Regions from separate parts of the Homo sapiens genome. Here all the other regions are linked to region 3. Evidence: chromatin loops called from intact Hi-C (ENCODE). Cell type or tissue: ascending aorta. All regions are shown on one strand. Links, peaks and the distances in the headings refer to the core of each region. The heading gives the core; the rest is flanking DNA. Region 1 holds the start of LOC105376933 (a long non-coding RNA gene). Region 2 overlaps SUMF1 (sulfatase modifying factor 1). Region 3 has its middle 48 kb from the start of SETMAR.

The links. Peaks named below come from ENCODE experiments on the same cell type or tissue, not always from the same donor. Only the 100,000 strongest peaks of a DNase experiment are listed, where the experiment ranks them.
Region 1: a loop joins it to region 3, with 4 times the contacts of the local background. A loop is called at or near these places in 36 of 110 quality-filtered maps.
Region 2: a loop joins it to region 3, with 2.7 times the contacts of the local background. A loop is called at or near these places in 9 of 110 quality-filtered maps.

Annotation. Positions count from the first base shown.
Region 1 is chr3:4,579,662-4,590,206 of GRCh38, forward strand. All of the region lies in intron 4 of ITPR1 (inositol 1,4,5-trisphosphate receptor type 1), which reads left to right. It overlaps LOC105376933 (a long non-coding RNA gene), which reads right to left and starts at 4,557. Exons shown (of 2, transcript XR_007095798.1): 1 at 3,910-4,557; 2 at 2,259-3,263. In ascending aorta, for the core only: a CTCF peak has its summit at 5,010; DNase peaks (open chromatin) are centred at 4,020 and 4,982; H3K4me3 peaks cover 2,668 bases; H3K27ac peaks cover 4,560 bases.
Region 2 is chr3:4,412,136-4,419,737 of GRCh38, forward strand. It overlaps SUMF1 (sulfatase modifying factor 1), which reads right to left. Exons shown (of 9, transcript NM_182760.4): 5 at 5,875-5,997; 6 at 4,993-5,107. It also overlaps the pseudogene MRPS10P2. Among named protein-coding and RNA genes, the nearest start is that of SUMF1, 51 kb to the right of the region's middle. In ascending aorta, for the core only: a CTCF peak has its summit at 4,934; DNase peaks (open chromatin) are centred at 4,596, 5,016 and 5,606; H3K27ac peaks cover 3,709 bases.
Region 3 is chr3:4,346,278-4,356,822 of GRCh38, forward strand. It overlaps a transcript of SUMF1 not described here. Among named protein-coding and RNA genes, the nearest start is that of SETMAR, 48 kb to the left of the region's middle. In ascending aorta, for the core only: a CTCF peak has its summit at 4,717 (motif pointing right); DNase peaks (open chromatin) are centred at 4,767 and 5,372; H3K4me3 peaks cover 973 bases; H3K27ac peaks cover 2,445 bases.

The DNA of each region.
Region 1 (10,545 bases), core at 2,998-7,997, 230 kb after region 3:
GTTCATTTTAGAAAGTATATTGAGTCAGGGTTTTTGTTTATTTTAATGATAGAGAATTGAAAATTGGCATTATCAGATGGCATGATGGGTTCTTTCTGGTGCTGTTTGAATCAGGGTTAGACAGAGACTTTGTGGGACTGTTCTCCTTCATTGCATTTTCTTTATAGTTCCATCCCCCAAAGATTCCAGGCATATTATATCTGTATTGCACAATTAGATCTAACTGTATTTTGAATGTTAAATTCAGCCTTAAAAAAAACCTTTATTAGCCAGGTGCGGTGGCTCACGCCTGTAATCCCAGCACTTTGGGAGGCCGAGACGGGTGGATCACGAAGTCAGGAGATCGAGACCATCCTGGCTAACACGGTGAAACCCTGTCTCTACTAAAAATACAAAAAATTAGCTGGGCGTAGTGGCAGGAGCCTGTAGTCCCAGCTACCCGGGAGGCTGAGGCAGGAGAATGGCGTGAACCCGGGAGGCGGAGCTTGCAGTGAGCCGAGATCATGCCACTCCACTCCATCCTGGGCAACAGAGCCAGACTCCGTCTCAAAAAAAAACCAAAAAACCTTTATTATTATTTTTTAAAGCATATATGGTTCACGTGCCCTTGATGGAGGATATTAACATTAAGTATTCAGGAGTGAGGAGGAAGGTTAAGTTTTAGGTTCGATAAGGATTGTCTGGCTTTTGGTTCAAACAAGTGGTTTTTAACTCATCCAGCCATTCCTTATGACCCACATTACCCTCTCAAAGTGGGGGCAGGACAGGAGAACCCCACAGATCCCCCACCTTTTGTTTTGTAAGAACTGCCAAGCCAATTGTTCAAATTAGCCTAGTCATCTAATCTCCTAATGTCCCTGGCAGGAGAACAAGTGATACGGGGAGGTGACAGATGAACAGCAGAGAGCTTGCTGTGCCTGTGTCCTGCAGCTCACTGGTAAAGCGTGTCAAGGATGTGGCCTTTGCCTTGCCGTCCCAGGTGTTGTTCATAGTCCTCCACTACTGTCCTTACCCCCAACCTCTTGCAGGGCCAGAATTTCTGTTGCTGAGCCCATTACAACAGATCCTCAGTGAGCAAGCCGCAGAGGCTGTACTGAGCATGCCTAGTCCTTCTCCCAAACCTGCCAGTCACTGAATGGGGCCGCCTCTTGGGGAAGAGGGATACAGTGGGCACATAGGGTGAGTGGCGCCCTTGAGCAGATTCCGACAGTAAGAGTAACGTCAGGCAGGAGGAGTGAACGTTTCCATCTCGGAGCAGCCAATATTTCTTCTGTAAATACCAATCACGTTAGGTGCCAGAGCAGTTAACTAACCTCTCTACCTCTGAACTCCATAACTCATAAGACTTAATTGTGTTGACCTGGGATATAAACCTGTCCCGACTCCTCCACATACCAAACTCAAACGTTTCAGAAGCTTAAAATACCGCTTGTTTCACATACTGATAAAAAATTCCAAGTAATTCCCCCAAGGATCATTTAGAAGGTTCCCAAATCCACCCCGACAGCCCAGCCACCTTGGAGAGTGTTTTTGCCGAGGCAGCATCAGCAGGGTAGAGGAGGACCAGGCAAGGTCAGCACCTTCTGTGCTACAGAGAGGCCCATGTGAGTCTTGTCCTCTTCAGAAGGCGGTCTGCATGATGAAACACATCTGCAGTGATGCTGTGGTGCTATGCTAGTCTCTGTCCTGACTTCACTCCCTGGTGTAGGGTTAAAAACTCCCAGGAAAGGCTTCTTTGTTCTTCCCAGACCAGTATGGTGTATGGTGGTTGCTTTTACATCAGTTTTAGGTGGGTTGCCATATTCTCCACGAGCCTCTTTTAGGAATATTTGGGATGGTAGTGGTAATCTATATTGGGAGCCATCTCAACTCAGTATTAAATGAGTCTGGGACAACAAGCAACACCCACCCCATTACAAGTTTTATATGAAGCAAACATCTATTTTTGCTTTGTGCAGACTCCACTGTATAAAGTGCTAAAAATAACCAAATGCTCAGAAACCATTTGTGATGCAAAAATGACTGTAGGGGGAACCGTGTTGTTTTCTGCCCTGGTTATAACTAAATAGTGTACGGCAGGAATTGTGCCCAAGAACTAGTTTTGCAAGGTCATTCTGAGGCTTTTCTGGTGTTGGAGGGACCTACAGTTGTCCCTGTGGACTCAAAATGTCATCTTGCCCACACAAACTGTTAAAATAATTTAGACAGGCTTTTTTCTTTTTTATTGCTTAAAAGAAATAGTCTGTTTGGGTCTTGAAGATTTTGTGAGTTTTATTTTTTTTTAGGATTTTTTTTTTTTAAAAAGGAAAATGGAAATAAACAGATCACAGGTTAGGGTAACCAGAAGACAGGGTTGTTACGCCTTTAAAAATTTTAGCACATTTCCTAATGCTGCTGTCATTTCTTAAGTCATGCTATGTGTGAGACTTGAATACTCGGTGCTCCCGTACTGGCCTCAGTGTTGTTACCAAGAAGTGCATTTGCCAGTCTTATCAAACTGGCATCAGAAATCAAGCTCTGAGCTCAGAGGTTAGATACCGCTTATTTTTATCAAGTAGGCAATTTTCCTCTCCCCTTAGCATATGCGCTTTGGGTTCTAGACTTGTTCGAACATGCCAAAGAAACCGCTGGTTAATTTAATGCCTAGAGGCCATGTTCCTACTGTGTCTGTAGGAAAATGTCCTCCCCCACCCCCGCCACCCCAGCCTGAGTATGTTGAGGAGCCAGTTGACAAAATTGTTAGCATGCTGTGAAGGGACGGATGGTCACCTCCTCTTCTCCCCACGCGTCCATGTGTATGCACTCAGCCTGTTCTCCGGTGTGGGTGTGAAGATGGACATAGTCTTGTGTGCTTCTCTATTCTGCTGAGATTTGTGTTATCAGCTCCACACTTCAAGGACAAAAAAAGATCCAAGATGATGAGTGGTTGACCATGTTGCATGAAAAGGAAGTGGATAGAGAGGATTCATTCTGGAACAGACTAGCAATTGACTGGACAACGTATTCTTTCTAAGCCTCTTAACCCTTTGTATACATCTCTTTATGGCTGTGAAAGTGTCTTACCATCTGTTAGATTTTTTCTGGGAGATGATTAGCTTTCAGAAACCTAAATGACTCAAGGGAAGTGAAAGCAATACTAGACTTTCTAGAAAAATGTATGGAATGTGTTCTCCTTCTTCCAGCTCTGTGCGTGCTTCAGGGAAGCTGCTGCCTCTGCTTTAGTATGTCTGTGCTCTTTGGGCTGGTGGCACGTTGTCTGAGACCTGAAGAAGACAGTGGTGAAATCTAAATCAGAACCCTAGGCAGATTTTCCTTCTTTCTTTCTTTTCACCCACCAGCCTTTACTTTAGCAATCTTCCTCTCCAATATTTATTTAAAATTTTCTCAGCATGTACAAACTCTTGGCATATAGGAGAAGAAGAAGATTTCTAAAAAATCAAGCCATTTCTCCTATAAGGGAGATCTGCTACAACAGGAAATTGGATTTGGACCTTCTTTGGAAGCAAAAAAATACAGCTAAATAAACGTTTAAATGGAAGTGGTCTCATAAATATTTTCAGTTTCAAAAATGGAAATTCATTGTGTCACTTTATGATAATATCCATGTTATATCTGAACTTCATGCTCTAAAACTCTACAAATGTAGACTTGGGAAAAAAAAGTTAGCGTTTTTTCACTAACTTTTTTTTTTCTCACTAATCATAGCATGGACACCCGTTCCAGTTTGTGTTATGTGTTTCACAGGGAATGTTTAGCAGCTTCGTGGGTTTGAAACTTCCTGAAGGTTGTTGCAGGGGCTGGGATGAGTGCGTTACAGGCCTCTCCTTGGCAAAATGTTTTTCCGTTTGTAGTTTCTCAGCATTTTCTCTTCCCCTGTGCAATCCAGGCTAGTGGAATTGAGATACTCACATTTCTATCATCCAGCTGGCTAGTTTTAGGAAAGATACAGCTTGAGCCTGTTCCTCCTTGGCTTTTAGCTTTCACTTGCCTTATTTGGTAAAGCTGCGGGGTTCGTTATTCCTGGAAAGGGCTGTTTCACCAGTTTCAAGGACTATTTCCCACTTCCATCTAGTTCTGCGCTGGGAACTTGAGCTTGGTTGCAGCTCTGGGGTATCTGATTTGAACTGGGGCAGTTGCAGGATGGGGGTACCCTGAAGAATTCTCACCACCCATGGCTGGTGGTGATGTACCCCTCACTAATGAGATGTTTACACATCAGATACATAGTTCAATGTAAACTTCCCTTTGAAACTAGGTACTCACAAAAGATGCTGGCTTTTTTGCTTCGTCCAAGGGCCTGGAATGGGCATGGCTTTCTCGCTTTTCCCAGGGTCTTGGTATTTAGATTGCCTTTTCCCCAATTATCCTTTTCATTTCTGCATTCTTTCTATCTCTTTGGGGGCTTTTTCCTATCCCTTATAAGAAACACATAATTTTGCTCACGTTAAATTTGCACATCCTAAGTTTTAATGAAGCTCACAGTTTATTATTATCTTCAGTACCTCCTCTGATGTTGTTTATAGGGAAACTTATTCTTCTCATGTTCATTATGTATGAAGTCATGTTCTCAGCACCCACCTCACCCCCTTCTTGTCCCCCAAACCAACTGGAATCCAGAATCCTGACAACTTATCCTTCTCTGGTTCCTAAGTAGCATTGTTGTAAAAATAATTAGCCTAAGTTTTAAAGAGATGAGAAGATGTGGCTTATTCCTTGGAGCTTATATTCGTTTTGTGTCTTAGCCTAAAAACGAAGTTTACAGGCCCCCCAGTCCTCAGAAAGATAGTTATATTCTTTCTGATGAAAGGTGGGAACGGGGAAGCGGGGAGGAGAGGAGAGGAGAGGAAGTGAGGTTGATGTAAGTGAATCCTTCTCTCTTTGCCCAGAGAGTTAGTGGGTTTTTTTTTTTTTGTGAAAGGAAGTTGAATTTATTAAGAGTTTGGAGGGAGGGGGCCGAAGGAAACGTTTTTCCCTCCCAGAATGCGGAGGCTGCCACTCAGTGGGAGAATTAGTGAAGCTCCGGAACTCACTTTCATTTTCAAGAACCTGTTGGTGGAGGCTTTTTTTGTCTTTGGCTTTGCTTCTCCCTTCCAGCCCTGCCTGTCACAGAAAGACCCCCGTTCATCTCCCTTGCCCTGCAGTTCATTTCTGGAGTGTAGGTGTGAAGTTAAGGGACTGTCCCCATCATAGGAGATGAAGCAAATGAAGAGACAAAATGAAGCAAATGAAGAGGCAAATACAAGACATCTAGAAATCGACTGGGTGGAGGGAGTAAAGGAGAAAAACAGAAGGGTAGCTTTTGAATGTGAAACACCAGAATGAAAACTGACTTGCCCACTGTCAGAGTGTATTACTGGTCTACCCACGTCAGTGAGAGCTGGTGAGACCCACCCTCCGAGGGTCCTAACTGTGTGCGGCTGTTCCCTGCCCGGGCAGTTGTGTTGTCATCTTGATACTCAGTTCAGTCCTATACTCTTCTGGGTATTTGTTTCCTTTTAGAAAATAGCTAGCAAATTTGTGAAAATTCAAAGCAATATGCTAGGTATGTTATGAACCTATTTGCCTAATGCTGGGCCAAGCATAGAAACCCAACCAATTACCTCTCTATATAGAATATACAGAATGTTTTGATTTAACTGCCTTAAGTCATTCTGCACTAGAGAGTTCTGTCTCTCAGTTGGATTTAGTTACCTGTCCTTATCAGTCCTGGTACACAAAACTCTTTGTCATACTAATTATGATTACTACTACTACTAACATGCACTTTTATTTTTTATCTTATTTATTTATTTTGAGACAGAGTCTCACTCTGTCACCCAGGCTGGAGTGCAGTGGTACGATCCCAGCTCACTGCAAACTCCACCTCCCAGGTTCAAGCAGTTCTCCTGTCTCAGCCTCCCAAGTAGCTAGGATTACAGGTGTGCACCACCACGCCCGGCTAATTTTTGTATTTTTAGTAGAGACGGCATTTCAGCATGTTGGCCAGGCTGGTCTCGAACTCCTGACCTCAAGTGATCTACCTGCCTCAGCCTCCCAAAGTGCTAGGATTACAGGCATGAGCCACCGCACCCAGCCTAACATGCACTTTTTTTTTTAACTGTGTAATTCTTTTTTCTTTTATATTATACTTTAAGTTCTGGGTTACATGTGCAGAACGTGCAGTTTTGTTACATAGGTATTCACGTGCCATGGTGGCTTGCTGCACCCATCAACCTGTTACCTTCATTAGATATTTCTCCTAATGTTACCCCTCCCCTAGCCCCCCAGCCCCCTACAGGCCCCAGCATGTGATGATCCCCTCCTTGTGTCCATGTGTTCTCATTGTTCAATTCCCACTTATGAGTGAGAACATGTAGTGTTTGGTTTTCTGTCCTTGTGATAGTTTGCTGAGAATGATGGTTTCCAGCTTCATCCATATCCCTACAAAGGACATGAACTCATCTTTTTATGGCTGCATAGTATTCCATGGTGTATATGTGCCACATTTTCTTAATCCAGTCTATCACTGATGGACATTTGAGTTGGTTCCAAGTCTTTGCTATTGTGAATAGTGCCGCAATAAACATACATGGTAACATGCACTTTTAATACTTTTGTTGCACCTGTTCTGTTCTGAAAGCTTTACCCGTTTCTACCATACAGCAACACCATGAGGCTGGTGCTAGTCATATCCTTGGTTTACTATTGAGGAAAACTGAGGCTTAGAGGATTAACATGCCCACAGCAACATGGTTAGCTAGAAGTGTTAACCCTGGTAGTCTGACTCTAGAAACGGCCTAACTGCTTTGCTATGCTGCTTCTTACTGCTATTTAAGTCACTGTCTGGCGGCAAGTAGCCTTGAGTGCTTTTTTTTTTTTTTTTTTTTGAGACAAGGTCTTGCTCTGTCACCCAGGCTGGAGTGTAGTGGCACGATCATGGCTCCCTGCAGCTTTGACCTCCCTGGCTCAAGCCATCCTCCCACCTCAGCTTCCTGAGTAGCTGGGACTGCAGGCACTGTCCCCATGCCCAGCTAATTTTTTAATTTTCTGGAGAGATGAGGTCTCCCTGTGTTGCCCAGGCTGGATTTTTTTTTTTTTTTTAATACAACTAGTCTCTGGAGCTCGTGGTACAAGGACTACCTAGATTAAATGCATATTGGTTTGTTTGGTGATCACTGTTTCTTGCATGAGGCCAGATCTTTGCCCTGCTTTGTTGCTATGCTCTCTTTTAAACTTCCCTTCACTTGTTACCTTATTGTGGTTTTCTCTGACTCTTGTTCATACACCTCTTAGGTAGGTCTCCGACCTGCGGGTTCTCTAAGGCATTGATTCCCAAGCTTGATTGTACTGGGAATCACCCGGGAGATTCAAAAAATTATATTCCCTGGCTCCATCCTTGCAGTTGGTATAAGACTCGGGAATAAATATTTTTTACATTTCCCTGGAGATTTCGACGACCGGCTTGCTTTGCATTAAGGCAGAGTTTCTCAAACTTTGCAGGTGTACTGTGTGATCTTATTAAAATGCAGATTCCGAAACAGCCTGCTATCTGATCTGCACTGAGGCCCAAGGGCCTGCATTTCTAGCAAGCACCCAGTGCTGCTGATGCTGCTGGTTCACACTTCTCATGGTTTTTTTTTTTTTTTTTTTTGAGTCAGAATCTTGGTCTGTTGCCCAGGCTGGAGTGCAGTGGGGCAATCTTGGCTTACTGCAACCTCCACCTCCCGGGTTCAAGCAATTCTGCCTCAGCCTCCCCAGTAGCTGGGACTACAGGTGCATGCCACCATGCCCCGCTAATTTTTGTGTTTTTAGTAGAGACAGGGTTTCACCACGTTGGCCAGGATGGTCTCAAACTCCTGAGCACAGGTGATCTGTCTGCCTTGGCCTCCCAAAGTACTGGGATTACAGGCATGAGCCACCCTGCCCGGCCCACACTTCTCATTTTGAGTAGCTGGGGTCTGGACTGTGCATTTTGACTGTACTCTCTTACCCTTTCAGTCTATTTAGTGGATTGTGTCTCACACTGGCTGGAATTTGTGGCTTCCAACAACCTACTGGAGGTAATTGCCCACAGGATAAAGTGAGAAAAAGGAGCAAAATGGGAAGATACTGAAAGAGAAACTGTCTCAATTTGGGAAGGACTTGTTAAAAAGACAAGCATTGCTAATTAGTAGCTTAGTATCTAATCTTTGTCACTGAAGGCTGCAAATCATGCTTCCTGGAGTCTTCTTAAAGACAGCTTCTGCAGAGGTTTTAACACCTCTCATCTGACTTTTGTTAAATAGCCTGCTGGAATCCAAAATAGAAGCTGTGTAGGGAGATTCTCCCTAAGCATATTTACTGCCAAGCCTGCTCTGTTAAGACTGTATTGATTTTCCCCCCTCTTGGTATGAAATTAGTCATATAAAATCACAAAGTCCTCAAAGACATTTGGTTCAATCTGACACTTGATGCTTAGCTGTCCCCTTAAGCACCCCCACTGAGGGATCCCTAGACCTTGCTGCATATCAGAATCATTAAGAGGTTTAAGAAATGATTTTCTATTATATAAGAAGTAGATGCATACAGTCTTCTCATATTCTTGCTGCAAAGGCTTGTTCCTTGTTCTCTTCCTGACCCTAGAGCTAGCTATTACCAGAATGCTCTGTAACTTTGCAGACTTTTTTCTTTGAGTGTACTTACGTATGTGCATACCTGTTTCTTTTTTTTTTTTAAAGCCTGTTAGTGGGGTGTATTTTAATATTACACTGGGTTTTTAAACGTGTATTCAAAGCAGCTGTGAAGTCATTTTCTCACTTGGCTTTGCAGACACAGTTCTCTGCTGGTTCTCCAGAACTTCCTCTGCTGTTCCTTCTGGATCTCCCTGACTCTCTCTTCCGCTTTCTCACCTCTAAATGCTGGGCTGGTCCCGGGCTTCGGCCTTGGCTCTCATCTCTATCTGTGTTCACTCTCTAGATGATCTCATCCACTCCTTGAGGTTAAATGTGCTGATGACTAACAGATTTGTTTCTCCAGTGCCCATCTGTCTCCCAAGAGCTAAATGTGCATCTCCAACTTTCTAAGTGACACTTCCACTTGAATGGACTTCACAGGCATACTAGACATAATTTGTCTCCAACTGGCAGTGTCTCCCTGCCTCAAACCTGTTCCATCCCTGGTCTTCCCCATCGTGATGTATAGTGACTGTTTTGGCTTGTAGTGTCTTGATTTCTCTCCCTCCCTCACACGTCACATCTTAGCCATCTGAGTCCAGTTTTCTAGGCCTTCAGTTATAGTCCCAATTTGCCTACTTCTCACCACCTAGTCTACAGCCCTCATTCTGCTCTAAACCGTCATTGTGCTACCCAGACCATTGTTTCCCAGACTTCTTTGACTGCACTTCATAGCAAGAAATTTATTTCAGCTGGGCATGGTGGCGTGCACCTGTGCTCCCAGCTACTTGGGAGGGTGAGGCAGAGGGTTGCTTGAGCTCAGGAGTTTGAGATCAGCCTGGGCAACATAGTGAAATGCTGTCTCATTGTGTCTCAAAAAAAATACACACATATATGTGTATATAAAACTGCAACCTAGGAGACATATTCATATATATAAGCAAAAGGTTCACAAAGCAGTACTTACCTTTACTGTTTGCAGTATAGTCTGATATTTCATTCTCTTATTTCGTGAAAAAACAAATGGTGGTTGAGGCCCATTTCATGACCCAGTTTCAGTCGTGATCTGCAGCTTGAAAAACACTGGTTTGGATCCTTGCTATTTAAGGTGATCTGTGGAGCCAGCAACATTGACATTAACTGGGAGCTTTTTAGAAATGCAAATCTCAACCCCTCTCCTGGCCCCCTGAATCATAACATGCATTGGAGGAGATGCCCAGGTAGTTTGCAGGCAATTGCAGTGTGAGTGTCACTAGTCTGGAATGACTGCTGTGGCCTTCTAGTAGTGGATCTCCTTGTTTCCAGTCCTGATGGCTCACAGTCTTTCTACCATGGCTGGAGCTGGAGTGGTCCTTATAAAGCCATTTGGGTCATCCTGTGCCTGCTTTAACCAGCCTCCCACCTCATGTGGAACAGAATCAAGCCAGGTTCTCAACCCTGGATGACTGCTCATTAAGATTACCCAGAAGAATTAAAAAAAAAAATGCAAAACGAACAAAACAAAACCTCATGCCTGGGATACATCACAGACAAATTGGATCAGAATCTCTGGGTATGCGGCCAGGATTGAGAACAGCTGTATGAGAAGACCAGGCCCCTGCCTGCCTCTGGAAGTGGGCCTATCTCGGGCTCTCCTGGTTCTTTCAGCTCTAACCATACTGGCTGCTTTCCTGTTCCCTGCACACAGCAAACTCATTTCTGCCCCAGAGCCTTTGTGCTTAATGTTCCTCCTGCCTAGAATTCTCTCTTGCAGGACTCATGCCCTCACTTGTTTCACGCCTCTGCACAGATGCCACCACCCCTGAGAGACCTCTGTGACCTTCCTGTCTTACCAACTTATCCCTCTAGCTGCTTCCCCCCTTTGTGTCTCCTCTTCGTCTTGCTTTTTTTTTTTTTTTTTTTTTGTCTTCATAGC
Region 2 (7,602 bases), core at 2,577-7,576, 66 kb after region 3:
AACAGCAGTATTTATTCATTGATTCATTCAGTAATTCCATGCACAGTGACTAAAGACAGTGAGGGCTTCAATAACAAATAATGAATGACCTCAACTAGTTTAATGAGGGAGAAAAAAAGAATATACCCAAAACTCAAAATCCAACTCTGAAATGCAGAATGGGATGAGTAGGGTAAGAGAGGGAAATAAAATGTCAGAGAAACTCGCAAGAGAGAGAAGCTTCTGGCTGAAGGCATTCTCCTTTACAAAAGTAGAGTTGTCTGGGCAGATTTCAAATAGGGCTCAGAGTTCAAAAGAGAACGAAGAGGCCACAGGCATAAACAACTTTTTCAACAATTTGGAGATGATCAAAAAGAGCATGGTAGAGTAATAGCTGGGAGAGGTAGGAAGGAAAAGAAGAAATTCAGTTATTTCAGGAATACAAGGAAAGGAGCCAGAGGAGCAAGTGCGGTTAAAAGATGAAACAGGCCAGGTGCCGTGGCTCATGCCTGTAATCCTAGCACTTTGGGAGGCCAAGGTGAGCAGATCACCTGGGGTCAAGAGTTCAAGACTAGCCTGGCCAACATGGTCAAACCCTGTCTCTACTAAAAATACCAAAAAAATTAGCCAGGCAGGTGCATGGTGCACGCCTGTAATCCCAGCTACTCAGGAGGCTGAGGTAGGAGAATTGCTAAACCCAGGAGGCAGAGGTTGCAGTGAGCCAAGATGGCACCACTGCACTCCAGGCTGGGTGACACAGCGAGATTACGTCTCAAACAAACAAACAAAAACAGATGAAACAAACACTGGAGGAAGGAATCATTTTCCAGACTTATAGAGCACAGGTGGAGGTGCTCTCAAATCAGTCTGCCTGAGGTCCTATGTGTGCATCAATACTATTTTTTTTTTAGACAGGGTCTTGCTCTGTCACCCAGACTGGAGTACAGTGATGCAATCACAGCTCACTGCAACCTCAACGTCCCAGGCTCAAGCGATCCTCTCAGCTCAGCCTCCCGAGTAGCTGGGACCACAGGTGTGCACCACCACAACCGACTAATTTTTGGAATTTTTTGTAGACATGGGGTCTCCTCATGTTGCCCAGGCTGGTCTTGAACTCTTAGGCTCAAACAAACCTCTTGTCTCAGCCTTCCGAAGTGCTGGGATTATAAGCATGAGGCACCAGACCCAGTGACACCAACAGTTAACAGCTAACACTAGGCAAGCAACTTAACCTATATGGGTGCTATTTTGTCTGTAAAATGGGAAAAATAATAGTACCTACTCAAGGGTTTGGGTATTTTTTTCTTTACCCACCTTAAATAATTTGATGTTTAAGTGAAGTAGAATGTGGAGGTCACCACCCCTAAAATTACCATAGGTGAGTATGCCACTAAGGAAAATAAAAATGTTAACTGCCTGCTATTAAACCAATCTACTAACTAAAGCTTCCTCTCAGGAACCTCAAAAGCAAACAAATGTATATGAGAATACTCCTGGCACATTTTCAGATGAATAAGCTGATATGCGTTAAAGCCAAAATTAATCATTGTGTAACAAGCAGAATGGCAAAATGTAAATTCTTTAGTCTCACTGTGGTCAAAATAGTTTGCTCAGTATAAAATCAGGTCTAGCTGGGTGTGGTGGTTCATGCCAGTAATCCCAGCACTTTGGGAGGCTGAGGAAAAAGGATAGCTTGAGGACAGGAGTTCAAGACCAATCTGGGAAACACAATGAGACCTCACCTCCACAAAAAAAAAATTTTTTTTTAAGATAGAGTCTCACTCTGTCACCCAGGCTGGAGTGCAGTGGCCTGATCTTGGCTCACTGCAATCTCTGCCTCCTGGGTTCAAGCAATTCTCCTGCCTCAGCCTCCTGAGTAGCTGGGATTACAGGTGCATGCTGCCACGCCCGGCTAATTTTTCTGTATTTTAGTAGAGACGGGGTTTCACTGTGTTTCCCAGTCTGGTCTCAAAATCCTGAGCTCAGGCAATCCACCTGCCTCAGACTCCCAAAGTGCTGGGATTACAGGCATGAGCCACCGCACCTGGCCCCAAACAAATTTTTAAATTAGCTGGGCATGATGGTGTGCACCTGTAGTCCCAGCTACTTGGAAGGCTGGGGTGGAAAAATCACTTGAGCCCAGGAGGCTGAGGTTGCAGTAAGCTGTGATCATGCCACTGCACTCCAGCCTGGGCAACAGAGCAGGACCCTGTCTCAAATAAATAAAATGAGACCTGAAATAATAAATACATGAAATATCAGGTCAGGGAGCTATTTCCCTGTAGTCCATCTCATTATCAAAGTTAAATTCCTGCTCCAGTTGACCAGAGCATGTGGACACAAAAGAGCAGCTTAGGTGGACTTGAGATACTACGTGTAAACGATTGCCATAAGATAGAGATCTCATTAAGACTCATTCTAAACACAGATGGCAGCTGTCTCTCTCTGGCTGGCTTGCTTGCTTTCTCCTCTAGTCCTGTTTGTCAAATTGGTTCCTTTAGGACTCCCAGTAAATGTTCTAATCTGTTTTAGTAACTTCCATGGCAACTTCTTCAGGTCAATTTCCCACACATATGCTGAACTTTCAGTCAAATATTCCAATTCTAAACATCTGTAGAGTGTCCTTATTTCATATTGAACATTGTATTTTTTGAAAAGGTACACTGATTTTAGAAGAGTAAATGGCTCTATATTCCTTGGTAGCTCATGTAATTAAATAGAAAAGAAACTGTAGCTGCAAGTGCTGTCAAATATGCATAACTGTCCAAGAAAACCCTGTCATGGCCTTTTGTTAAAATGAACAGGCACTTATATCATTCGTTTGGTTCATCAAAAATGCTTATCACAGGCCAGGCGCAGTGGCTCATGCCTGTAATCCCAGCATTTTGGGAGGTCAAGGCGGGAGGATCACCTACCAGCCTGGCCAACATGGCGAAATCCTGTCTCTACTAAAAATACAAAAGTTAGTCAGATATTGTGGTGCACAGCTATAATCCTAGCTACTAAGGAGGCTGAGGCAGGAGAATCACTTGAACCCAGGAGGCGGAGGTTGGAGTGAGCCACGATCACGCCACTGCACTCCAGCCTCGGCAACAGAGTAAGACTCCATCTCAAAAAAAAAAAAAAAAAAACAGACAGAAAAATAAAAGAAATGATTATCACGGTCTTGTCCAAATGAGGGCCACAAAAGCCATCACCTGTGTCTTTGGAATGGAGCTCATTTCAAATGAGCATATGATTATGCCAACAAAAGAATGGTGAGAAAGGAACTCTTGTACACCCATAAAGGAAAACATGCCCCAAGTGTTCTGGAAAATAATTCAACCATATATCTGAAACTCTTACCAAGAAAAGTTTTCTAACCTTTGACTCAATCATTTCACTGCTGGGAATCTATCTTTAAAAAATCATCAAAGGGCCAGGTGCGGTGGCTCATGCCTATAATCCCAACACTTTGGGAGGCTGAGGCGGGAGGATCGCCTGAAGTCAGGAGTTCAAGACCAGCCTGGCCAACATGGTAAAACCCTGTCTCTACTAAAAATACAAAAATTAGCCAGGTGTGGTGGTGTGCACCTGTAGTCCCAGCTACTCGGGAGGTTGAAATGGGAGAATTGGTTGAACCCAGGAGACAGAGGTTGCAGTGAGCCAAGATTACACCACTGCACTACAGCCTGAGTGACAGAGTGAGACTCCATCTCAAAAATAAATAAATAAATAAGTAAATAAAATGGCTCAAGGTTGAAGTGAGTGCTCTTTTGCCCGCCTTCTGCCTTCTGCCAGGGGAGGACACAGCATTAGTCCCTTCTGGTGGATGCAGCCGACATCAATCATGCTGCTGCCTTGGTCTTAGACTTCCCAGCCTCCAGAATTGCAAGAAATAAATTTCTGTTGTTTACAAATTATCCAGTCTGTAGTATTTTCTTACAGTAGCACAAAGGGACTAAGACTAAGACATGGCTTTATGAGTATATGATTATGCCAGCAAAAGAACGGTGAGAAAAGATTTCTTATACACCAATAGAGGAAAACATGCCCCAAGCATTCTGGAAAACAGTTTGGCCATATATCTGAAACTCTTACCCAGAAAGTTTTCTAGACTTTGAATTATTTCACTGCTGGGAATCTAATCTATCTTTCAAAAATCATCAAAGACGTAGGTTAATATTTATGTACAAGATGTTCACTGTAGAAAAAAAAAACAGAAATAACCTGTTTCCAGTAAATACATTGGGGTTTATTTATGACAGGTTATCCAGCTGCTGAAAGACAATGTATTTGTGGCATACTGCTAATGACAGATGAAACGTTTCTGATATAGGCAGGAAAAAATAGTAGGATTTTAAATACTGTATCCAGTCTTACCTAAATGCAATATGTAAAAAAATATGATACATATACACCAGAAACACATATGCTGGCAAATACGGTAGTTAAGAGCATGGGCTTTGGAAATAAACCGACCTGGTTCAAATTCCAGCTGTGCCGCTTTCCAGCTGTGTAACCTTGAGCAAGTTAGTTAACCTCTCTGTGCCTCAGAATGCTCACCTGGAAAATGGGGATAATAGTACCTACCTTACAGAGTTGAATGGACAGTAAATGAGACAATTCATGCAAATGCCTTGGCGCACAATGCCCAGCACATTGCAAGCACTCAATAACTACACGCCATTATTAGCATCATCAACACAGAGAACAAATGGGGAAGAAATGCACCAATATGCTAACAGGTATTATTTCTGGGTGGTAGAATTCCAGGACAGTTTAGCTTTCTCCTTTATAGTCTTCTCATTTTTCCAAATAATCTACAGTAAGTATTATGGAATCAGAAAGGGAAATCCATTATACAAAAAGAAAATCTGTTTAATTATTAGTATTTGCTACGTGCAACAGTGAATGCATACACGAAGGGAACACCGTGTGAGTCACAAAGTGAGCAATGCCTTTCACCCCATGTCTACTGGGAGCCTCAGTTCTCAGCAGCTGCCACCCTCCTGCAGAGGTCTCATTACTCACAGGCGCAGTTCCTTGGAAGCCATCCTCACCAGTGTTGGTCACCGGAAACTCGCCCTGCCAAATGTTGGCATAATGCTGGCCTTTGGGCTGCAGTTTGTTGCCCCAGGGGAAAAGTCTGTCAGAAGAGACACAGGCATCAGCCTGTCAAACAGGCACAGGTTTTGGATGAAAGTCAAGAGAAGGGATGCAATGAAAAAGAGAACATTGCTTGCTTGTTCTGAGTGAGCCAGTTAAAATATATATATAAATAAATAAAGCTTTTAATCAGGATTTATTTTCAATTTCCTTATAACTTCTCATGTCACGTCCACAACAGCCTCAGTCTTGCCCAGGTACTCAGGAGGCCTGAAATAAATCACAAAACTAAAAGAAGGACTTATAGAAAGCTGGGAGAGTAGACCTCATTTTGGACTTATATGGTAGTGTGATCAGGCACCACCACACCACACTTTTTTATAAAGCCTGGGCTATTTTAAGGAGCCTTTCCTAGAAGATGTGAACCCAACATGAGTTTTCTGTCTCATGGCTCTAGAAGCAGAGACATACCGCTGCTTCAGGAGATGCCTAAAATAAGAAAATGCTAAAAGCAGGGCAGTCTGCCAAGAAGTTCTAAGCAGTGATATGTAACTCAAGGGGGTTGAATTGCTAAGACTTGCTTTGGGGCTGGAGGGAGCCCACTTGGCCAGACACTTGGTTTAGGGGTGATAAAAGATTTGTGACCCATTCTCCAGTGTCTTCTAAGTAATTTCGTGGAAAAATAAGAAAAAGAATTATTGTCGTTATTAACTTTCTAACCAAAGTAAGTTCCATGGAGTTTTTTGTTGTTGTTTGTTTGTTCAAATGACCAACATATTGTCAGGCAAAATGAGATCCTCTAAATACCTATTATGCAGGCCTCCTCGACAGCTGTATTCCCACTCAGCTTCCGTGGGCAGCCGCTTCCCTGCCCAAGTGCAGTAGGCAACCGCATCATTCCAGGACACATGGAGAACTGGATGATCCGGCCTGGGGAAGAGCAAAAGTAGAATGAAAAGTGACACCAATCAGAACAAGAAGCAGGAGCTGGCTTCAGCAAAGCGCCCATAATCCCCCTCAGTTCAATCTGTGACACTGAGGTCATCCTGGTCCTTAAGTCAAACCCCAGCCATGCTACATCTGTCATGCTCCACCAACGGTTTCTGACAACCCAGGCTCCCAAATGGGTTACAGTTCCACTGGGAACTAGACTCAAAACATTTCTTCACTTTGTAGGCTCGGATTCCCACAGAATGTCATTGGTATGGCAGATGCGGAGATACTCCAGCTGCTAGGAGGGCCAGCAGGAGCTTTCAGCTCCTTTGGGGTTCAGCAGAGCTGACAGCCATCTCAGAGAAACCAGTGACTAACCAACCACAGCAGGGGCATACAGAGCCAGCCATTTCAGCCTACAGTGGCTCAACCTATGGGCCATATACACCCTAGAGGCCCCTGTGTTGGGTGGAGCTTGGTTGGACCTGCATTGTGGCTTTGACTTCTCCCTCTGCCCAGTCCTGCTCTGGCCCCTGCTTTCTACAGGTGTGGGGCCCTAACATTCTGCATCCTAAACTCTGTTTCAGCCTCTGTTTCCAGAGAACCCAACCTGTGACCCTTGGCTTTCAATTCTGTGTCTTTCTACTTTTCCTCTACAAGAGGCCGGTCTTTTTTTCCTGAGGGTATAAAGGGTGTGGAAGTTTGGGGAAAAAAAACTGAGAAAAAGGGGATAGACTCATTCACCCAGCACTAGATGGCTTTGGCTGAATTCCCTGCTCACTTTTTTAAAAGTGGGCTACAAATTCCTAGTCCATTCCTTATACACCTTTGAATTCCCCACAGTAATTACACCAGGCCTTTCATTTATTCTTTCAACAAACATCTACTGAGTACCTATCATGTGCCAGTCACTGTTTCCAGCACAGACAACAGAGGTACTCTTCTCAGAAGATCCATCGGTGTTGACTGCATGGATAACATACATTCCCCTTTTGGGTTTTCCTTCCTCCCTTAGCATTTTCCTCTGTTACTAAATTCAGGAAAGCAGATATTAACTGGGAGCTAAGAAGCCAAGTCCACCTGAGAAACCCAGGAATCCTATGACTTTCCACCTCGAAGCCTAATTGCAGCACAGCGGCTTCCAATTGAGGCTTTGAAAGATGTTTGACATTTGTCAAGGGGCTATATCCCTAAAGCTGAACTTCCTATACTCGCAGCTCCCCGACAATAAGGGCAATAACCAGGAATGTTGTTAAAAATAGAGACTTAAAAACTGCATCTGAAAAATTAGGTTAGGAGAGCAGGTTTCTTGGGCTGCTGAGATGCTGAGTCCTAACCCAAACCTTGCTCAATCTCCAGGGTTTAAAGTGTTACTCTATTTTTGCTTGAGATAATTATTTCCTTGCCACCCTGGAGACTTGCTGACCGACTTGGCTCTCTGTGGTTTTCCAGTTAGATGGTGGCTTCAAAGAATTCCAATCTGGAACTCAAGATCATGTGAATCCTATACCCAAGGCCTGGGCTTCCACAGTGGCAACCTGGGAGGACACAATTACTTATCCATAAGACAGACGTCTTCTTCCTCATAGACCCGCTAATAAT
Region 3 (10,545 bases), core at 2,218-7,217:
GTAAAACACTCCTCAGTAAATGCAAAAGAACTGAAATCATAACAAACAGTCTCTCAGACCACAGTGCAATCAAACTAGAACTCAGGATTAAGAAACTCACTCAAAACCACACAATTTCATGGAAATTGAACAACCTGTTCCTGAATGACTCCTGGGTAAATAATGTAATTAAGGCAGATATCAGGAAGTTCTTTGAAACCAATGAGAACAAAGAGACAATGTACCAGAATCTCTGGGACACAGCTAAAACAGAGTTAAGAGGGAAATTTATAGCACTAAATGCCCACATCAGAAAGCTAGAAAGATCTCAAATCGATACCCTAACATCACAATTAAAAGAGCTAGAGAGGCAAGAGCAAGCTAATCCAAAAACCAGCAGAAGACAAGAAATAACCGAGATCAGAGAAGAACTGAAGATGAGATAGAGACACAAAAAAACCCTCAAAAAAAATCACCAAATCCATGAGCTGGTTTTTTGAAAAAATTAATAGAAAGATAGACCGCTAGCTAGGCTAATAAAGAAGAAGAGAGAGAAGAATCAAATAGATGCAATAAAAAAATGATAAAGGGGATATCACCACTGATCCCTCAGAATTACAAACTACCATCAGAGAATACTATAAACACCTCTACACAAATAAACTAGAAAATCTAGAAGAAATGGATAAATTCCTGGACACATACACCCAACCAAAACTAAACCAGGAAGAAGTTGAATCCCTGAATAGACCGATAACAAGCTCTGAAATTGAGGCAGTAATTAATAGCCTACCAACTAAAAAAAGCCCAGGACCAGACAGATTCACAGCTGGATTTTACCAGAAATACAAAGAGGAGCTGGTACCATTCCTTCTGAAACTATTCCAAACAATTGAAAAGAAGGAACTCTTCCCTAACTCATTTTATGAAGCCAATATCATCCTGATACCAAAACCGGGAAGAGACACTACAAAAAAAGAAACTTTCAGCCTAACATCCCTCATGAACATCAATGCAAAAATCCTCAATAAAAGAGTGGCAAACCGAATCCAGCAGCACATCAAACAACTTACCCACCACAATCAAGTGGGCTTCATCACTGGGATGCAAGGGTGGTTCAACATACACAAATCAATAAACATAATCCATTACATAAACAGAACCAATGACAAAACCACATGATTATCTCAATAGATGCAGAAAAGGCCTTTGATAAAATTCAACATCCCTTCATGTTAAAAACTCTCAATAAACTAGGTATTGATGGAACATATTTCAAAATAATAAGAGCTATTTATGTCAAACCCACAGCCAATATCTTATTGAATGGGCAAAAGCTAGAAGCATTCCCTTTGAAAACCAGTACAAGACAAGGATGCCCTCTCTCACCACTCTTATTCAACATTGTATTGGAAGTTCTGGCCATGGCAATCAGGCAAGAGAAAGAAATAAAGGGTATTCAATAGGAAGAGAGGAAGTCAGATTGTCTCTGTTTGCAGGTGACATGATTTCACGTTTAGAAAACTGCATCATCTCAGCCCCAAAACTTCTTGAACTGATAAGAAACTTCAGCAAAGTCTCAGGGTACAAAAGTCAACGTGCAAAAATCACAAGCATTCGTTTACACCAACAACAGGCTAACAGAGAGCCAAATCATGAATGAACTCCCATTCACAATTGCTACAAAGAGATTAAAATACCTAGGAATACAGCTAACAAGAGATGTGAAGGACCTCTCCAACTACAAAGCACTGCTCAAGGAAATAAGAGAGGACACAAACAAATGGAAAAACATTCCATCCTCATGGATGGGAAGAATCAATACCATGAAAATGGCCATAGTGCCCAAAGTAATTTATAGATTCAATGCTATTCCCATCAAACTACTGTTGACATTCTTCACAGAATTAGAAAAAACTATTTTAAATTTCATATGGAACCAAAAAAGAGCCTGGATAGCCAAGACAATTCTGAGCGAAAAGAACAAAGCTGGAGGCATCACACTACCTGACTTCAAACTATACTACAAGGCTACAGTAACCAAAACAGCATGGTACTGGTACCAAAACAGACATATAGACCAATGGAGCAGAACAGAGACCTCGGAAGCAATACCACACATCTACAACCATCTGATCTTTCACAAATCTGACAAAAACAAGCAATAGGGAAAGGATTCCCTATTTAATAAATGGTGTTGGGAAAACTGGCTAGCCATATGCAGAAAACTGAAAGTGGACCCCTTCCTTACACCTTGTACAAACATTAACTCAAGATGGATTAAAGACTTAAATGTAAAACCCAAAACCATAAAAACCTCAGAAGAGGCCAGGCACAGTGGCTCAAGCCTGTAATCCCAACACTTTAGGAGGCTGAGGCGGGTTGACCACCTGAGATCAGGAGTTTGAGGCCAGCCTGACCAACATGCAGAAATGCTGTCTCTACTAAAAATACAAAAAAAAAAAAAAATTAGCCAGGTGTGGTGGCACATGCCTGTAATCCCAGCTACTCGGGAGGCTGAGGCTGGAGAATCACTTGAACCCAGAAGGCAGAGGTTGCGGTGAGCCAAGATCACGCCATTGCACTCCAGCCTGGGCAACAAGAGCGAAGCGCCGTCTCAAACAAACAAACAAACAAAACCCTAGAAGAAAACCTAGGCAATACCATTAAGGACATAGGCATGGGGAAAGACTTCATGACAAAAATGTGAAAAGAAATTGCAACAAAAGCCAAAATTGACAAATGGAATCTAATTAAACTAAAGATCTTCTGCACAGCAAATGAAACTGTCATCAGAGTGAACAAGCAATCTACAGAACAGGAGACAATTTTTGCAATCTACCCATCTGACAAAGGTCTAATATCTAGAATTTACAAGGAATTTAAACATATTTACAAGAAAAAAACAAACAACCTTATCAAAGAGTGGGTGAAGGATATGAACAAACACTTCTCAAGACATTTATGCAGCCAATGGACATATGAAAAAAAGCTCAACATCACTGATCATCAGAGAAATACAATGAGATACCATTTCACGCCAGTCAGAATGGCGATTATTAAAAAATCAAGAAACAATAGAGGCTAGTGAGGCTGTGGAGAAGTAGGAACGTGTTTACATTGTTGGTGGGAATGTAAATTAGTTCAAACATTGTGGAAGACAGTATGGTGATTCCCCAAGGATCTAGAACCAGAAATACCATTTGACTCAGCAATACCATTCCTGGATATATACCCAAAGGAATATAAATCATTCTACTATAAAGACACACGCACATGTATGCTCCTTGCAGCACTATTTACGATAGCAAAGACATGGAACCAACCCAAATGCCCATCAATGGTAGACTGGATAAAGAAAATGTGGTACATATACACCATGGAATACTATGCAGTCATAAAAAGGAATGAGATCATGCCCTTTGCAGGGACATGGATGAAGCTGGAAGCCATTATCCTCAGCAAACTAACATAGGAACAGAAAAACAAACACCACATGTTCTCACTCACAAGTGAGAGTTGAACATTGAGAACACATCCACACAGAGAGGGGAACAACACACACCAGGGCCAGTTGCGGGGTAGGAGGTGAAGGGAAGGAAGTTGGAGGATGGGTCAATAGGCGCAGCAAACCAACACGGCACATGTATTCCTATGTAACAAACCTGCACGTTCTGTACATGCATCCGGTTTTTTTTTTTAGAAGAAATAAAAAAAATAAGTTGTATATATTACGTATTATTTTCTTTTTTTTTTTTTTCTGAGATGGAGTCTCGCTCTGTCGCCCAGGCTGGAGCGCAGTGGCACGATCTTGGGTCACTGCAACCTCTGCCTTCCGTGTTTGAGCAATTCTCCTGCCTCAGCCTCCCGAGTAGCTGGGATTACAGGCATGCACCACCACGCCAGGCTAATTTTTGTATTTTTTTTAGTATTAAAAAATCACCATTTTTTAGTATATAAAATCACCATGTTGTTCAGGGTGTTTTCAAACTCCTGACCTCGTGATCTGCCCACCTTGGCCTCCCAAAGTTCTGGGATTACAGGCTTGAGCCACCACTTTCTGTGTGTGTATATGCGTGTGTGTGTGTGTGTGTGTGTATAATTGTGTGTGTATAATTGTGTGTGTATAATTGTGTGTATATATATTCAATATATATCCATATATACATGTAGTATAAATGTTTGTAAATACGTTTTTAAAAGTCTGGAAAGATAGACTGTTGATAGTAGTCACCTATTGGCATGGATATGGGAGAAGACCAGAAACTCACAGAATGAGGAGCTTCTATACAAATTTTATTTATGCTTTGAGTTTCTAATTTTACCTAGGTATATTAAAGCTCTGATAACTAAAAAATAATAAATTTTCAAAGAAACTTGATAAATAGTTAAAAATGAGATAATTCTTAATTAAAGCAGTAGAAGTTCAGAAAATGATTACAGTAAAAAGATGACAAATTATTCCAGAGCTCTCTTCACCTCTGCAGGTCACATTCTCTATCTCCTTCTCTTCCTCCTCTTTAAAAAGCTAGCAATTGGAACAAACACTTTAGAATAACTGTTTCACCTATGGAATAAAATTTTGCACCCCCTCCCTTTTTGCTCATACCTCCTAGCCTTCCCAAATCCACACTACCCCTAAATAAAAGGTTTGCCAACTCTAGAGATCATTTGTACAACAAAAAAAGAAAAAAAAAAATCAAACCAATACAACAAACCCAAACTGGCCACTAGAGGGAGAACATCACACATAAAACCACTTTGAGCTACCACTCCACGGAAAACCATACCCACAGACGGAGGTACAAGGGTTGGCTCCACAAGAGATTGTTCAAAGGTAAAAGCTCACAGGCAATCATCAATGTGATTCAGCCTTTGGCTTGCCTAATATGTCCTGAAGCAAATAGTTTTATTAATAAATATAAAATTACAAATGTGAATATGTTTCCCATATTAGTGAGGTCTCCCCACCCTCCCTGCTCTGAATCAAATTTTTACAAATGTTCTGGAACAGAAGCAAATGTTGAGTTGGAAGCTGCCCTGAAACTGAGTCTTAACGAAACAATACCCATTTTTGAGCCCAGCCACAGAGTTAGGAGAAGCAAGTAAGAAACTTTAGCCTCGTTTTACAAAGAGCAGGGGATTTAATCTTATCAAGGAAGTCCTCTCATATACTTTTTCAGACCGCTATTTCATGAGGATGACGCAGCACACTTTTCCTTTCATTCTTCACACACTGATCTCAGTCGTCTTTATCAGCCACATTCTTTTTATGTATTTGTGCCTGGAACGAATGAGCTGATAATGCACCTTTTGATCATGTTTTCCAGTGGATGAATGTGTTCCATGCACCCAAGCCTTCTTCCACGCCGCCCCTAAAAAAAAGTCCATTTCTTTAGGGTAACATCATCATTTTAAAAAAGAAGTGACACATGGGTGGGGAGGGAGGTGTGATGGAAACACGTCTTTCAAAAATGTGTAGTCGTAGCCTCGGCCACTTCATTACCACATTGAGAATAATTTCTGCAGTGTGACTAAGCATCAACCCTTCAAGTTTGGAGTGGATTTAAAGCAGGTCAAAGGTTTACACTCAGATCCCTCTATACTGACTGCTTTAACCCTCCTGCCTTGATTGTACCTTTTCTAGAAGTACTTGCACATAATTTTCAAAATCTGAAGAAGAAATAGATTTAGTAACTTGTCCAAAGTCACAAATCTAGTAAGTGGTAGGAGAAGAATTTAAGCCCAGACAGTCTGGCTCCAGAGCCCATGTTCTTAACCACTAATCCATTCCACCTCCTCACTCTTTGCCTTTTTACTCCTGCAAGCTATCCCTTGCCCCAGTAATCTCCCGTCTTCAGTCCACCACTCCCCACCCCAAACTCACAATAAAACAATGGACTCAATGATACAGTAGAGAGAACGGAAGTCACAAAAATGGCGTGAGTCCTGGTTCTGCCTCACTCAACCGTGTCACCTGGGGCATCTTGAGTCCTAGTTTTCTAAGTGCACATTGGGAATATTAACCAAAAATAACCAGTTCCCCCCCAAAAACTACTCTGCAAATTAAATTAGGTCATGTACACAAAGCCTCCAGTACAGTGCCTGGCCCTGGAAAGCAAACCAGCCAAGACAAGAGAAGACATAGAACAACCACAATTTACCGCACAATGAACACAGTCTACCAGGAGAAAGTGAGCTGTTTCAGAAAGTAACACTTTCACCTTCCTCAATGGCTTTATAATACAGCCACCATCTGGGGAAAGATGGCTGGGGACATGGCAGGGTCCCACCACAATGTCACCTTGAGTGGAGGCTGCAATAGTCAGGGAATCTTCCATGACTTGCACCGAATACTTGCAAAGCCCTTTTTGGGAGACATTTTATACAAAGTGATTCCAACTACAGGATTGTTGAGGGTAGTCCATGCATAGAATTATGTTCCAAAGGATGTAGGTCCATTATTGCTGCGTGTAAAAAAAAAAAAAAAAAAAAAAAGGGTGACAACCCCATGGCAGGGCCATCTGTCTGTGAAGGGGCCAGGGAAGCAAATTCACCTCTACATTTAAGAGGTCTCCCAAAACAAACAGGAAGGAAGTGCTTCTGAACAGTTAATTTAACTTGCTCTTGAGGTCATTTAAACCCAATTCTTTTTGACCGTCCTTAGAAGAGATGGAGAAAGGCTGTCATTTTCTCCCAAGACAGATTCAGTCACTGTCAGACCTTGCTCTTCTCCTAGATGAACAGCTCTCAGGTTTTTTGGTTTCAGGATCCCTTTACACTCCTAGAAATCATTGAGGACCCCACAGAATTTCTGTAATGTGCAATATATCTACAGACATTGAACATATTAAAAGATTGACCCAAGTATGGTGGCTTACACCTGTATCCCAGAACTTCAAGAGCTGGAGGCAGGAGGATGGCTTGAGGCCGGGAGCTTAAGACCAGCTTGGGCAACATAGTGAGACCCTCATCTTTACATTTTAAGAAAAAATTAAGATTAGGAATTTTTTTGAGACGGAATCTCACTCTGTCGCCCAGGCTGGAGTACAGTGGCGTGATCTCCGCTCACTGCAAACTCCGCCTCCCAGGTTCACACCATTCTCCTGCCTCAGCCTCCCGAGTAGCTGGGACTACAGGCACCCGCCACCACGCCCGGCTAATTTTTTGTATTTTTAGTAGAGACGGGGTTTCACCGTGTTAGCCAGGATGGTCTCGATCTCCTGACCTCGTGATCCGCCCACCTCGGCCTCCCAAAGTGCCGGGATTACAGGCGTGAGTCACTGCGCCCGGCCTAATTTTTTAACATAAAAATATACAAGCTCATATTCTGTGAGCCCTCAGGCTACATATCATACAGTCTCTAGAAAACTCTACTGTATACTCTTAGATAATTTAAAAAACAAACAACATCTTAATATTATTATGAAAATCAGTTTGACTCACAGGCCCCCTGAAAGGGGGCTGGAGGTCTCTGGGGTCTCCAGACCACACTTGGAGAACTGCTGAGCTAGATAAAACCTCCTACAACAGGTTGTAGTGAGTTCTGTCTGCCACATCCTGAACCCTTCTACTTGGACATCATATTGATTTTCATTTGTTTATTTTCATTTTTATGATTTTTAGGGACAGGGTATGGCTCTGTCACCCAGGCTGGAGTGCAGCAGTGTGATCATAGCAAACTCCTGAGGTCAAGCAATCCTGCCACCTCAGTCTTACTCCTGAGTTGCTAGGACTATAGGACTATGCTACCATGCCCAGCTAATTTTTCTATTTTTTGTAGAGATGGGGTCTCACTATGTTGCCTAGGCTGATCATGAACTCCTGGCCTCAAGTGATCCTCCTGCCTTGGCCTCCCAAAGTGCTAGGATTACTGGCATAAGCCACCCTGCCCAGCCCCCATCTTGATTTTTAAGTCTGGTAATTTATGTAGTTAGAATTAAAATCCTGAACCAGTAATATCAAAGAAGGATTAAATAAGAAGTAAGAATGTAAACAATGAGGCAGAACTACCCAAACAACTATTCTCTAAAACTGAAATGCAAATTAGCACTGAAGACACCACAGAAAACCTTGAACAGGCAGATCAACACAGTATGGGCCAACAGACTATCCTCCCTTTTCGTTTTTCCTTCTTTTTAATTATTGTTATGTCCACAAATGACTTTTCCATTGGTATTAAACCTGCTAGAGGTTCTTTGTGAGGTGGATTCAAGAAGAAAATACCCAGAGTTTCACAATATAGGTAGCGATAACCAGGTCTCACTTTCCCCTTCCGTGAGAACTTCGTGGGACAGACCGACCGCGCAGGATCAGGTATTTCCAAATTCAAGTACTAACACAAGTTTGGGGATTAATCATGCCAGCTTTTTTCTTTTTTAATGTTTGATATGGGGGTCAAGGTTAAGCTTTTCTATGCAGTCTCTTTGTTCTTTCTTACTCTTAGCCCATTTTGTCCTCTTCTCTGTGGCTGTAACTCCATGGCTGCCCAGGACCATCTGGTAGTACCTTCCTGCTCCTTTGCTTCTAATAGTCATATTTATAACAGGAACAAGTACCTAGGAAGCACTTATCCCAGTATCTGGGAAGCACTTATCCAAGTACTTTGTGCTAAGCACTTTATTTTTGCATTTTCTCATATCTCCCCACAACCCCACAAGGTAGGTATTATTATTCCCATTTTACCTTAGAGGACATTGCTTGCCTTACAGTGGCACAGTTACGTATGTGGTGGTGCAGGGATATGATCCCAGACAATCTTATCCCAAGGCTCTCTACCCACGATGCTAAACTGCCTTTTAAAGACAGTGACGCCGGACACAGTGGCTCACGCCTGTAATCCCAGCATTTTGGGATGCTGAGGCAAGTGGATTGCTTGAGCCCTGGAGTTCAAGACCAGCCTAGGCAACATGGAAAAACTCCATCTCTACAAAATAAAAAATAAAAAAAACTAGCTGGGCATGGTGGCATGTGCCTGTAGTCCCAGATACTCAGAAGGCTGAGGTGGGGGGGATCACCTGAGCCTAGGAGGTAGAGGCTGTAGTGAGCCATGATTGCACCACTGCCCTCGGGCCTGGATGACAGAGGAAGATTCTGTCTCAGAAAAATAAAAATAAAAGACAGTGATTGAAGAGATTAAAACGACATCCTTCCCATGTCATTTAAAGGTAAATAAATAAAATCTTATTTGGCAAAGGTGTAGAGCAGAGAAAAATTGTGGACTTTGAAAATGCAACCAATGGCTCTTCACCACAGGCACCAAAGTAAATGTAGGTGAACCTTTTATCAGTGCCACCTGACAAGGAAAGCCTTATCTCTGCTCTTCTGATAGTCTGTTAGTGGTTTCACTTTTCCCCTAAGTGTTCATTCACAGCTTCTAGCATTACCCTGTTGAGGTCCAAGCTAATATGCTAGAAAAGAGTTGCTCTGATCAGTCTTCCATTCCCCTCGGCAAAGAAAACAAGGGGTTTGTCAAATATGGCCCAGACCCAAGGGCGGGAGAGCAATCCTATCTGACCTTCAATTACTCTGAACTGGAATCGCCTTCTTCCCTGACAACTGTGACTAATTCCAAAGGCCCAACCAGCCTTCTCATAATGATGACTCTGGGGTCAATTACTTTGGGGGCAGATTAGAATCTGATCTGAAGCTGAAAAATTCCGCCCCCTTGGTACTAATCCCTTGAACTTTCCAATCCTAAATAGGGCAAGTTTCAGGAAAGAGCATTTCTCATTTTACAGCCTACCTGAATATTGTCTGTAATGATTTTGCTTAATCAAAAAATTAATTAAACTCTTGCTCTAATGGTCTAAACACAAGTCAGAGGAAGGAAGTTCTGGCCACGTGCCAAAGCTCCATCTGAGGCTCTCGGAGTTAATAATTTCCATGGTGTTTTAAGCATTTGAAACAACAAAGGCTAGCTTTCACTAATAGCACAACTGATTCTGGAAAACCTATAAAAATGAGGCCTGCTCTAGGGTGGTTTGTATCCAGAGAATTAAGTTTTAACAAATAAAATTAAATCAACAGTCAATAAATTAAAATTTTGCTATTCTCTGATACTAATCTGCAAACTTAGCCATAAGTGCTCAAGTTAATGAAAATGGGCTGCCAGTGGCTCTGCTGAGATCACCGATGGCTGTTAAATGGTTTTCCGTGGGGACAGCGTGGGGACAGCGTGGGGACAGAGGACAGGAGTCTCATAAGGCATTTCTAGGCGAGATGAGGTCCCTGGGCAAGCCACGACCCTTTCTTACATTTATACATTTCTTGCTAGTACATTACTTACTTGATCAGTCACTCTTCAGAAATAAATACATACAATTTTTTTTTTTTGCTCTGTGAAACGTATCAACTCTTCATAATCTAGGCTGCAAATGCAAACTGGCACCCCGCAGATGAAACGGGGCTGCAGAAGCAATTTATTAGGTCTTCACAGTGTTTGCTTTTTAAAAATATTAGTTGGTTGCCAACATTAAAAACTCAGAAGGCTTCACACAAAAATGCAAACATCCAGCCAGTCCTGGAAACTGGATAACTGAGCAACTCCAGGCTGACATTTCTGCA